2 separate regions of the Mus musculus genome follow, and region 1 is linked to region 2. A link is a contact called in ENCODE POLR2A ChIA-PET data. All regions are on one chromosome and are shown on one strand. The core of a region is the stretch at or near the end of the contact, and the rest is flanking DNA. Distances in the headings are between cores, read along the strand shown. Region 1 holds the start of Dexi (dexamethasone-induced transcript). Region 2 holds the start of Tvp23a (trans-golgi network vesicle protein 23A).

Region 1 (4,962 bases), core at 14-2,513, 96 kb before region 2:
TTATTCATTTCTACATCTCATAGCTATTTAACCCCTGTGACAGCCCATTGACTGTCCTAGGAAAAGAGTTGAGTCAGGGACCAATGTTCTCTCCAGGGCCCAGGACAAGATTTGCACATAGCACGTTTTTAGATGAATATTGATAGAGTGAATGGTTTGCATTGCTTCCAAGAATTAGAGAGATGTAGACTGGCATCAGGCTAATGGTTTCCCATGTAAAAGTCATGAAAGAACAAGAACATGTCTGACCTCCAAAGGAAATGACAGAGACTCAGCAGCTTCGAGAATCCATTTCTCTGGAATTTGTTTTCCTCATCTGTGAAAAGGGAATATACTACATTGCCTTGTCCAGCTCCTATAAACCTAAGTGTGACTTAGATTAAAGGCCTTTGTAAGAATTGAGGATAGACCTTAATCCCAGAACTCAGGAGACAGAGGCAGTGGAACTCTACATGTTCTGGGACAGCCTGGTCTATAGCCAATTTCAGGGCACCCAGAGGCTTCATGGTGAGACCCTGGGTTTTCAGGGTTTGGGTTTTGTTGTTGTTGTTGTTGTTGTTGTTGTTGTTGTTGTTTTCAAAAACAGATGTAGAGCTACATCTCGTCTATATCTTGCACACACAGACCTTGGTTTTGATCCCTCGCAAACTCATCCTCCTGACGAAGCACAAAGGTGGTCTGTAAACCGAAGAATCTGAGCAGATATATACTTAGCATTATTGGTTGGTTGGTTGGTTGGTTTTAAACATGGACTGCAAAATAATAGAAACAATAAGCAGCCTTATTGGCAGAAGATTTGACCTGCTTGTGGTACTTTCCATCCGGGTGTCATGGAACCCTATAATGCCTCTGTCAAAGGCACTCAGTAATTGATTTTTTTTTCTTACTATACCGTGAAAAAGAAAACAACAAAAGCGCTTTGGGGATATCTAAGATTTTCAGTGGAATTACCGGCATTCCTTTTCCACCCGGCATCATTTTAAAGGGGGTAAACTAAGTTCCAAAAAGGTGACGCTCCATACCTAAGTTCGAGATGCAGTCTAAGGAGTGCCAACTGCAGAAGAGCAACTTAGAGACTGGAGCACCTCCCATGGGGCGGAGCAAATGAGTACCCGCCCCCGGACAGCTCAAGCCAATAAACGTGGAGCACTGAGCTAGCCAATAAATACGGGCGAGCATGCGACTGGCCAATGAATGAAGAGCCTCTGGGTAGGCGGTGCTGGGAAGCCCAGAGCGACTTGGCGGCTGCAGCGATGGGCAGTGAGCCTGCGGGGGCGCCGAAGGTGCCTGAGGAACGCCTCGGGGAGACAGCAGCGGCCTCAACTCTGAGCTGCGGCGGGGGCGCGCGAGCGCAGCGTACAAAGCGAGTCGCTGGCCACTTCTAGGGGGGTGGCCCTGAGGGGCGAGCGGCCCGTGTGGCCCGATCCCGGGGCTCCGTGACCCGGCCCTGAGCATCTCGGGGTGTCAAGGAGCGTCTTCGGAGGCCGCCCGGGGCCCAGCGCTGCCGCCACCGAGCCCCGGGGCGCCCCCTGGATGGCTGAGCTGCCCCCTCGCCGGCCGCCCGGGCGCCGCAGCGGCTGAGGTCGCTGGGATCGCCCGGCCGCCGCCCCCATCGCCGGCCCCTGCATGCCCGGCGCCCGGGTCGCAGCCCACCTGGACGCTCTGGGCCCCCTGGTCTCCTACGTGCAGCCACCGCTGCTGCCCTCTATGTTCTACGTGGGCCTGTTCTTCGTCAATGTGCTGATCCTTTACTACGCCTTCCTTATGGAATACATCGTTCTCAATGTGGGCCTCGTCTTCCTGCCCGAGGACTTGGACCAGGCGCTGGTGGACCTCGGCGTACTTTCAGACCCTGGCTCTGGCCTTTACGATGCCGACTCAGAGCTTGACGTCTTCGATGGATATTTGGAATAATGTCGTGATTACTGTTCCCCACTTGCCTTCCACCATCCGCAACTCTTGGCCTGGACCAGCCGCCCGTACCATGCCGCTGCCACTGGTTGGGGGCACCATCTGGACAGGGATGGGACCCCAGGAAGAGGCCCGTAAGTGCCCTTGAGATGGGGGTGTATTTCGGGGAGAGAGAAGGTAGTGTCCTCAGGGCAGACTAACCTCCTTCCTCTAAGCCTCTGATTTCTCTGGCCACCTCCTCTGGATCTAACTCAGATGCTAGGAATAGTAGTGTTTGAAGAGATTTCCCCCAAAGAAATGAACATTTGGAGTAATCATGCAGTTTACCCCATGGCTTGGGTAAAAGCTTTGTACCCAAAACCTTTTGAGGTGGAGCTGTCAGCTCCTCCCCCAAGTCTTAGCCTGTCTTGTTGGTGACCTTGGGGTTTGGGGGGATGCTTACTTGTCCTGAAAGCATAGACTGGTGTCAAAAGAGGCACTGGTCACTTTTGTTCTGCGGCCTCTTGAGGGACCAGTTAAACTGAGGGGCTTCAGGCCAAGCCTGGGAGAATGGAAACCTTCAGCAAACAACACTGCCGCACTTCCTTTTGGCAGTGTTTCTGCTGCTGTATTTGGAGTCAGGTTTCAGAGATCCTGGGTTGTTGGTACTGCAGCTCAGAACCGCAGAGGCTGTCAGTTTCTTAGGCTGCCGCTCTGGGACAGGTAGGCAGTTCTGAGCTGGTGCTGGCTTTGTCTGCAGTATTTGCAAGGCCTCTCAGCACCCTAGGGTCAGCAGAAGGAACCACGGGGTGGTCGTACTGAAGACGTGCCTTTGGGCTTCTGCCAAGAAGTTTTGTTATATGTTAGAAAAGATAAAGTGAATCCAAGACTGGCTGAAGTCTCCCAACAAGGGAAAGGGAACAGCTGGCCTGTATGAGAGAACGTTTGTGCCAGGCAAGCTGTTGGGTCCGTTGAGGTGTCACGGGGCGGGCCTAGCCCTATAGCTGGGGAATGCTGGGGTTTGGCAGGTCATAGAGCCCAAGTGGCAATGAGGAGGCACGTGGAGCTGGTGGGTGGGGGCTCCTTTTAGATAACAGATACTGATGTCACCCCAAGGAAGCATTCACGCCTCCTCTCCCGTGTTACCTGATTGCCAACATTGCCATAAGTGGGTGTCTTAGATTGGGGTACTGTGCCAGAAAACCATGGCTCAAACAACAAGCATTTCATCCTCATAGTTTTCTAAAGGGCACTAATCCCACTAGAGGGCTCCACCCTTGTGACCTAATCACCCCTAACACCATCACTGCAGGAACAGGCTTTCAACAGTGGAATTGGGGACACATCGTCTGTCTGTTGTGGAAATAATGCATGGTAAGAGGGAAATTCTTGGGAACAAGGCGTGATATCTTTGAAGGAGTCTTTAGTAAGTCTAGTGGTATCCACACAGGTGCCAAGTTCGAGGCAGGGCATGCACCAGCTCTTCACGTTCCTGCCAGCCCGACATCCACTCTTTCATTGAACAGATACCTATTTGTTGAGTTCTCGGTGAGCAAAGGCAGATGGAACCTGGCATGCAGGCCTTCCAGGAGGAACACACGTGGGTACCTAGAAACCTAGTGAGGAATGGGAAGTTTAGAGGCTGTATTGATGCGTTCGCTACTGTTTGTCCAGCAACCGGCCTCTGGCAGATGGTCTGTACGAAATGACCATGAGAGGAGAATAGGCACAGGCTGCTCTAACTAGAGAGTGGGAGAAGGTCTCTCTGAAGGGATGGCAGATATGAGCTGAGGCCAGAATTGATAGAAGGAGCCAGACAGATACCTCTGGAGCAAAGCAGTCTGGGTTGAGGGATTTGTCAGTACCCATACCTCGGGCTGGGAAAGGCATGGCTCATTCAGCAGCCGAAGGGAGGCTGGAGATAGGACTTGGAAAAGAGGTCAGTGGCGGACCATAGATGACATAGCCAAAAGCAGTTAGCATCCAGTGATGGTCCCAGGCAGGGCATGACACAGTCCAGCTCATGTTCTGTCAGATGACTGGCAGCCGTGAACAGAATGGGCTAAATAAAAGGGTAGGAGGAGGGAGGCCAGTGAGGATGTTGTTAGTTGTCTAGCCAGAGGTGACAGGTGACTGGACAAGGCCACACTGGGAACACCTAACAGAGATAGAATCCCTGGGACCCATTCAGAACCTGTGTAGAGACCACAGACCAGTCCTGCTTCTAAGCCTTCTGAATGTTCTCACGTAGTCATACAACAAGCACTGTCCCTCCTTCTTCTCACAGCGTCTAGGTTCGGCCCCTGTGATCCCATGTTACATTTCTGTCTTTGAGCCAAGTAGACTCTCAGGCAGTATAACTTGGTGAAAATGTCTTATTTTATCTTCTTACCATATCAGCAGAAACATTCCTGCTTCCAACTGAAAACATTGGCATATTCTAAGCTCAAAACCAGAGCCCAAATGCTTTGACATGCTGTACAACAACTGCTGTGTGAGCAGAAACACCAAGAAGCGTTCCTTTGGGACACTCTTGGCTGACCTTGGGGGGTAGGGAAGGTAAGGGATGGAGACTGATGAAGCCCACACACCACACTACCTGTCCCCCCATCCAAGATAGAAGACTTTGGTCCCAGGGCCAGAAAGGCAAGTCCCAGAGGATGCAGGAGGGATGACTGATACAAACCTAGAATGAAGTGACCAACCTTGCCTCTTGACCCTTTCCAAACACAGGAGCCCTGGGCCAGGCATGCTTGCTCCCAGTCATGTTTTAACAAGCCAGACCAGGACACACGAGGTCGTGGGGGCTGGGGTGAATCACGGCAAGAACAAGGACCTCCACTTTTGCTCCTCACCTCTGGTGTCTAACTTATTATACATTTACTGAGCACCTATTTGAGGAGTCAATCCAGCTTCAGAGCAGTAACTCTAAACTCAGATTTTTTAATTCAAATTGCAGGTCTAGCCACAGTCTTGGGAATGCCATTTAACTCTACATATTGGTGGCCTCTTTTATAAAGCAGGAATAATGAAAATTTGCCTCGTTGAGAGGACAAAGAATTGGACCTTCTT
Region 2 (5,046 bases), core at 1,139-3,638:
TCATTCCCCTCAAGACTGAAGATAAATAAGACAGTATGCTAAGTTTGCCGTCACCGGGACTCCAGAACGGCAGACTTCCCAGGCCCACCAACTGCAGGTGAAGTCAGTCCACGATGCTGAGGCTTCACCTGGAATGACCGGGTTAGTCTCCCTGTTAAGAGATTAACAGTGTCTCAGACCCAGTGGCACAAGCTGAACAGTGAGGGACAGGACCACAGCTCAGCCAGGACTGCTCACTCGGGATACCTCTGGCTCCTGACTTAGGTCTTCCTCTACCGAACCTAACACTTGTATCCGCACCCTGAAGATGAACTCAGGGTCACTGGGCCCCTTCTCCTGCTTCTCCCCACTGTGTTGATTAAATCTCTTCTGCTTTTCGCTCTCAACCATCTTGTCTGTGGGTGTATGGGGACAGGCAGCTGAACCTAGCTTATTGCTGCTGCCAGATGCTACCCTGGTTTCAGACCTGAAACCCCACCTACAGTGTGGCTGGAGCCGGCTTCAGAGCAACGATAAAACTCCCTGCACAGTTCTTGTCCTTTGTCCTCCTGTCCTTTGCCCTGTGTGGACAGCCCAGGGGAGGTGGAGAACAGGGTAACCTCACGATCATACGGTGACCTTCGTGGTAGATTTAGTGGTCAGTCGTGAGGTTTCCCATTCTGAGAATGTCAGTTAGCCCGGATGGGGCTTCCTAGGGGGTTTTCCCAGCCCCTTGCCCCAACTCAACAGACACCAGAAGCTGCTAGTCTTTCGAGTCAGAGGAAAAGCCCCTAAATGCACTACAATGGCCGCTCACCTCCACCTGGCCTCCACTGAGAACCAGGACACGCCTGGTGGCTGTGGTTCCTCGGTGTCATATCTGGGCCTGGAACCAGCAATGGGTTGGGAAGAGCCCACAACACTCTCCAGAAAGCCTGCCTTGGTGGTATTAAATCCTGATGCCCCAGGGATAATTGAGGCCTTGAACTGAGCTTTCTGCTGCCCAGGTAATGGAGCCAGCCTCCATTCCAGCAGAACCCCAGGCCCTTCCTCTACTCTGCCAGGTGGGAAGCCGAAGAGAAGGCCCTGGGTCTGACCCTGGGAGCTTTGGCAATCTGCTGTGCTGATTTTAGTGGATCATCTTATTAGTTGAGCAGCAGAGGGCTTAGAAGCTACTAGAACTGATGTTGGTTTGGAAATATATACATATACATATACATATACATATACATATACATATACATATACATATACATATACATATACATACAAACACACAGACATGTTTGTGTGGGGTGTGTGTGTCACTGGGGATTGAATCAAGAGTCTCTTGTATGCAAGACAAACACTCTAGCACTCACTAAAATCACTTGCTTGTGCATATGCCCACCCCACCCCATCCCCCTTCTACCTCATTTTTAAAATAAACTTTTTGAGATAGGATCTTGCTAATTTGCCCAGGCTGGTCTTGAACTTGTTTTGTATTTTAGGCTAGCCTGAAATTTGTGATCCTCCTGCTTCAGCCTTCCTAAGTACTGTGATTACAGGCCAACATTGCCATGTCAGTCAGAGTTTGAAAAACACTTCAAAAGGCTTGGCCCCTGAGATGGTCTTCTGTCATAGAAGGAGTCCCCTTTCCCTTCCCCCCAGACAGCATCTCTGTGTCCTAAAGAGTGGTGTGTGCAGCTGGCAGCTCTGGCACAGCTATAGGATTAAAGGTGAACCAGCCCCTTACTGCGCTCTAGCCAGGGCAGGAAGGAACTGCCCTGGAGCTTGTGGCTCGGTATCCCTGAGGGGGTCACCAGGAGTCAGGCTAACACCTGGTTGTGGGGGAGGGAGAAAGGGGAACCATGAAGCAAGACTAGCAGCTTTGGCTTCCTGTCACTCAGCTCTGTCCCAGGATGGCAGGGAGGGATATGGGGGCTAAGGGAGATTGTGTAGATAGTGGGGTGGGAATTGGGAAATGGCAGGGGTAGGCCATAGAAGAGATTCTGCGACTCTGTTCTGGGCCAGGAGAAGGCCAGCAAGGCCTTCACATGGCTACAACTACTCTTCTCTGTGTGCCCATTTCTATGTCAATACTGCTGTTCCCAAGCCACGCAACTAGATCCTGATCACAGCTGTTTGTTTATTTATTTGTTTGTTTCTATGCAGCCGGGCAATCTTCTGCTTCAGATTTCCAAGAGTCACAGGCTTGCACTACTATGCCTGGCGCAGAAGAGTTTGCTTTTTATAGAGCCAGCAAACTCTGCTTCCAACCTGAGCGCTCAGCTTCTGGATACTAACTTACATTCACGTCCTGCACCCTCCGTGTTGAACTCGGCTCTCAGTGTATCCCAGCATCCTTGGGTATCCTCTCTGGCTCCGCCCCAGTCCGCGACTGCGCACTGCACAGAGCCCCTCCCCCCATCGATCACTAGAGCTGAGCTAAGGCTGGGAGCATCCCACAGGCGGGCTCCCTGCTGGGCATCCTAAACTTTGGGCGGTGAAGGGCAGAGCTGGAACCTGTGCTATAGTGTCAAGTGGTACCCAGGGGGATGAAGCAGGTAGGGCTGCAGAGATGCTGCATTGGGAGGTAGATGCACTGGCCTTGAAGGCTAAGCCCCCGAGCAGTAAGGAGGGTGGGGAAAGCCTAGGGAACTAAGGGAATAATGCTGGGAGGAGCACAGAGACATATCCAGGGAGAGAGGGCGCTCACGCCCGAAGGCCTCCTGTGAGCTCTGGGATGGCCTGCCATCTATCTGCTCCTGCTGTTCCCCAGGGCCTAGGGGATGATACTGAGGATGTGTCCCTGGACTTCGGTAATGAAGAGGAGCTGGCCTTTAGAAAGGCCAAGATCAGGTATGTTGACTTATTTGGTCCCAAGCTGCAAATTCATTCATTCGCCAACTCATTCATTCGAAATACACGGAACAACTGCTGTGTGCATGAGTTGTACAGACCCTGCCCCCTTGGAGCCTAGAGCTTGGGGGCGGGGCAGCTGATTTATTAGGCAAAAATGTTAAGAGGGTTAGAAAGAAACTAGCACGGTGAGGTAAGAGAAGGTTCCAAGGGTTGTTCTCATGCTCTAGCACAAAGGGGCGGGGCGGGGGAAGGGGTCTTTGAGGCAGTGACTTTTAAGCTGAGACTGGATGCTGAGAAGCCGGCAGCCACAGGAGGCTCTGGAGGAAGAGAATTTGGGCTAAAGGAACAGGAAGTGCAAAGGTTCTGCATCCTTGTTGGAAGGTCAGATATGGCAGTGTAGGAGAGGAGTCAGTCTGCAGCAGGGTAGCTGCGAAAGTGCAAACCCCTGAGCCTTCAAGAAACAATCACAGCTCAGCCACGCCCACTTGTCCATCCCACTCGTCCCTAGCATACTTAGAGGCCTGGTACCTAGTGCTTTCTCTTTATGTTTTCTGGTACTGGGAATGGAACAGAGGGCCTTGTGTATGCTAGTCAAAAGTGCTACCTTTCCGCTACGGTTATTTTGTCTTCCTCTTCCATTAGATCATCCGACCCAAATACAACAGTCTCTAAGAATGAAATTAGTACGTGGTCACTGTAACAAATTGTCATAAACATGCTAGTTTCATGTAGTTCAGTTGGTGGAGTATCTGCTTAGCACGAACAGACCTCTGGGTTCCATCCTAACCACAGCATCAACGAGGCATGGTGGTGTGCACGTGCACATGCGCTCCTGTACCTCTCAATAATAAGGGCATTTGTGACAATACCGCAACCCTACTCAGCAACCTAGGGTAATTTGCACCTTTACAATGTGAGGTCTGGGCGTGTAGCTCAGTTGGTAGAGTACTTGCCCAGCATGCATGAAGCCCTGGGTTCTAATCCACTCCTAGCTCTAAATAAACTGGGCCTAGTAGCAAGCAGCTGTAACCTCAGCACGAAGGAGATGGAGGCAGGAGATTCAGAAGTCCCCGGTCACTCTCAGCTACTCAGTGAGTTTAGGACCAGCGTATTCTACATGAGCCTCTCTGTTTCTGTCAGTCTCTCTGTCATTGTCTGTCTCTTTCAGATCCGTTACTAAATGAAGATAACCTTTTTTCACATAATACAACATCCACAGCTCCCAGAGATCAGACCCTAGACACTTGAGGCTCATTCTTCATCCTTCATACTGTTGTCATTGGAATCCTAAGTGAAGGGTTTTATAGAGTATCTAAACAATTACAGGTTCACTGCCTGGTAAATATCACCTGTAACCCTGACCCTAGGCTGGTGGCTGGGACTATGTAGGATACGGGACCAGCCCCTGCCTGTGGAGTTGCCCAGGCTAGTATGTAAGGACACTGCCTGTGGAGTTGCCCAGGCGAGTATGTAAGGACACCGCTGCCATGTAAAGGTTAGGCCCTGCTTTGTTGTGGGGCTGCCCTGTATAACTCTTGATTGCTTTACTCAGCTGGCTTTCTCCTCCCTTTTGCTGTTCAGGAGCCCCTGCCTAGAGAATGATACCACTCACAATGGACTGGGTCTTCCTCCTCCCCTTGTTAACAATCAAAGCAATCCCCCTAACCTGATCTGGATAATTCCACATTAAGAGTCTTCTCAAGTGATTCTAGGTTGTATCAAGTTGACAGTTAAAATCAATGAGCCCAGATGTGTTGTTCATCAGATATAATGTGGTCACCTGTGGCTATTGAGCATTGCACTATAGCTAGAGTTATGGAATTTGGTTCTGTTTAATTTTTATGTAAAGTTAAACACCCATGTACAAGAGCTACTTTTCAGTGGAAGAATTTGGCCATAGCAGTGTTAGGGTCAAGACTGAAGGGTGAAGTTAGTGCCTTAGTCTCTTTCCTGTTGCTATGATAAGATAACTTAGAAAAGGAAGCAGCTTAAGAAAGAGAGGTTTAGTCTGGCTCACAGTTCAGCAGCCAAGTGCTTCACATCGTGGGAGTCACCATGGCAGGAGCTTGGTGTAGCTGGTCACAGTGTGTCTCTAGTCAGGAAGTATAGTGGAATGCTTGTATTCAGCTCCATTTCCCTTGTTTATAGGGTCTAGGATCACAGCCCAGGGAATGGTGCTGCCCATAGTGGGTGGCTCTCCCTACTTCCATCAGATTACTCAAA

The links. ChIA-PET counts read pairs that join two places held with the same protein, here RNA polymerase II (POLR2A).
Region 1: POLR2A ChIA-PET joins it to region 2 with 13 read pairs in embryonic stem cell. The contact joins the promoter of Dexi here to the promoter of Tvp23a in region 2. POLR2A ChIA-PET finds 5 or more read pairs at or near these places in 3 of 5 experiments (Patski and embryonic stem cell).

The regions. Positions count from the first base shown.
Region 1 is chr16:10,539,355-10,544,316 of GRCm38, reverse strand. Dexi (dexamethasone-induced transcript) reads left to right here and starts at 1,263. Exons shown (of 2, transcript NM_021428.4): 1 at 1,263-2,045. The coding sequence starts at 1,627. The coding sequence ends at 1,914.
Region 2 is chr16:10,444,704-10,449,749 of GRCm38, reverse strand. It overlaps Tvp23a (trans-golgi network vesicle protein 23A), which reads left to right and starts at 2,388. Exons shown (of 7, transcript NM_001013778.2): 1 at 2,388-2,820. The coding sequence starts at 2,705.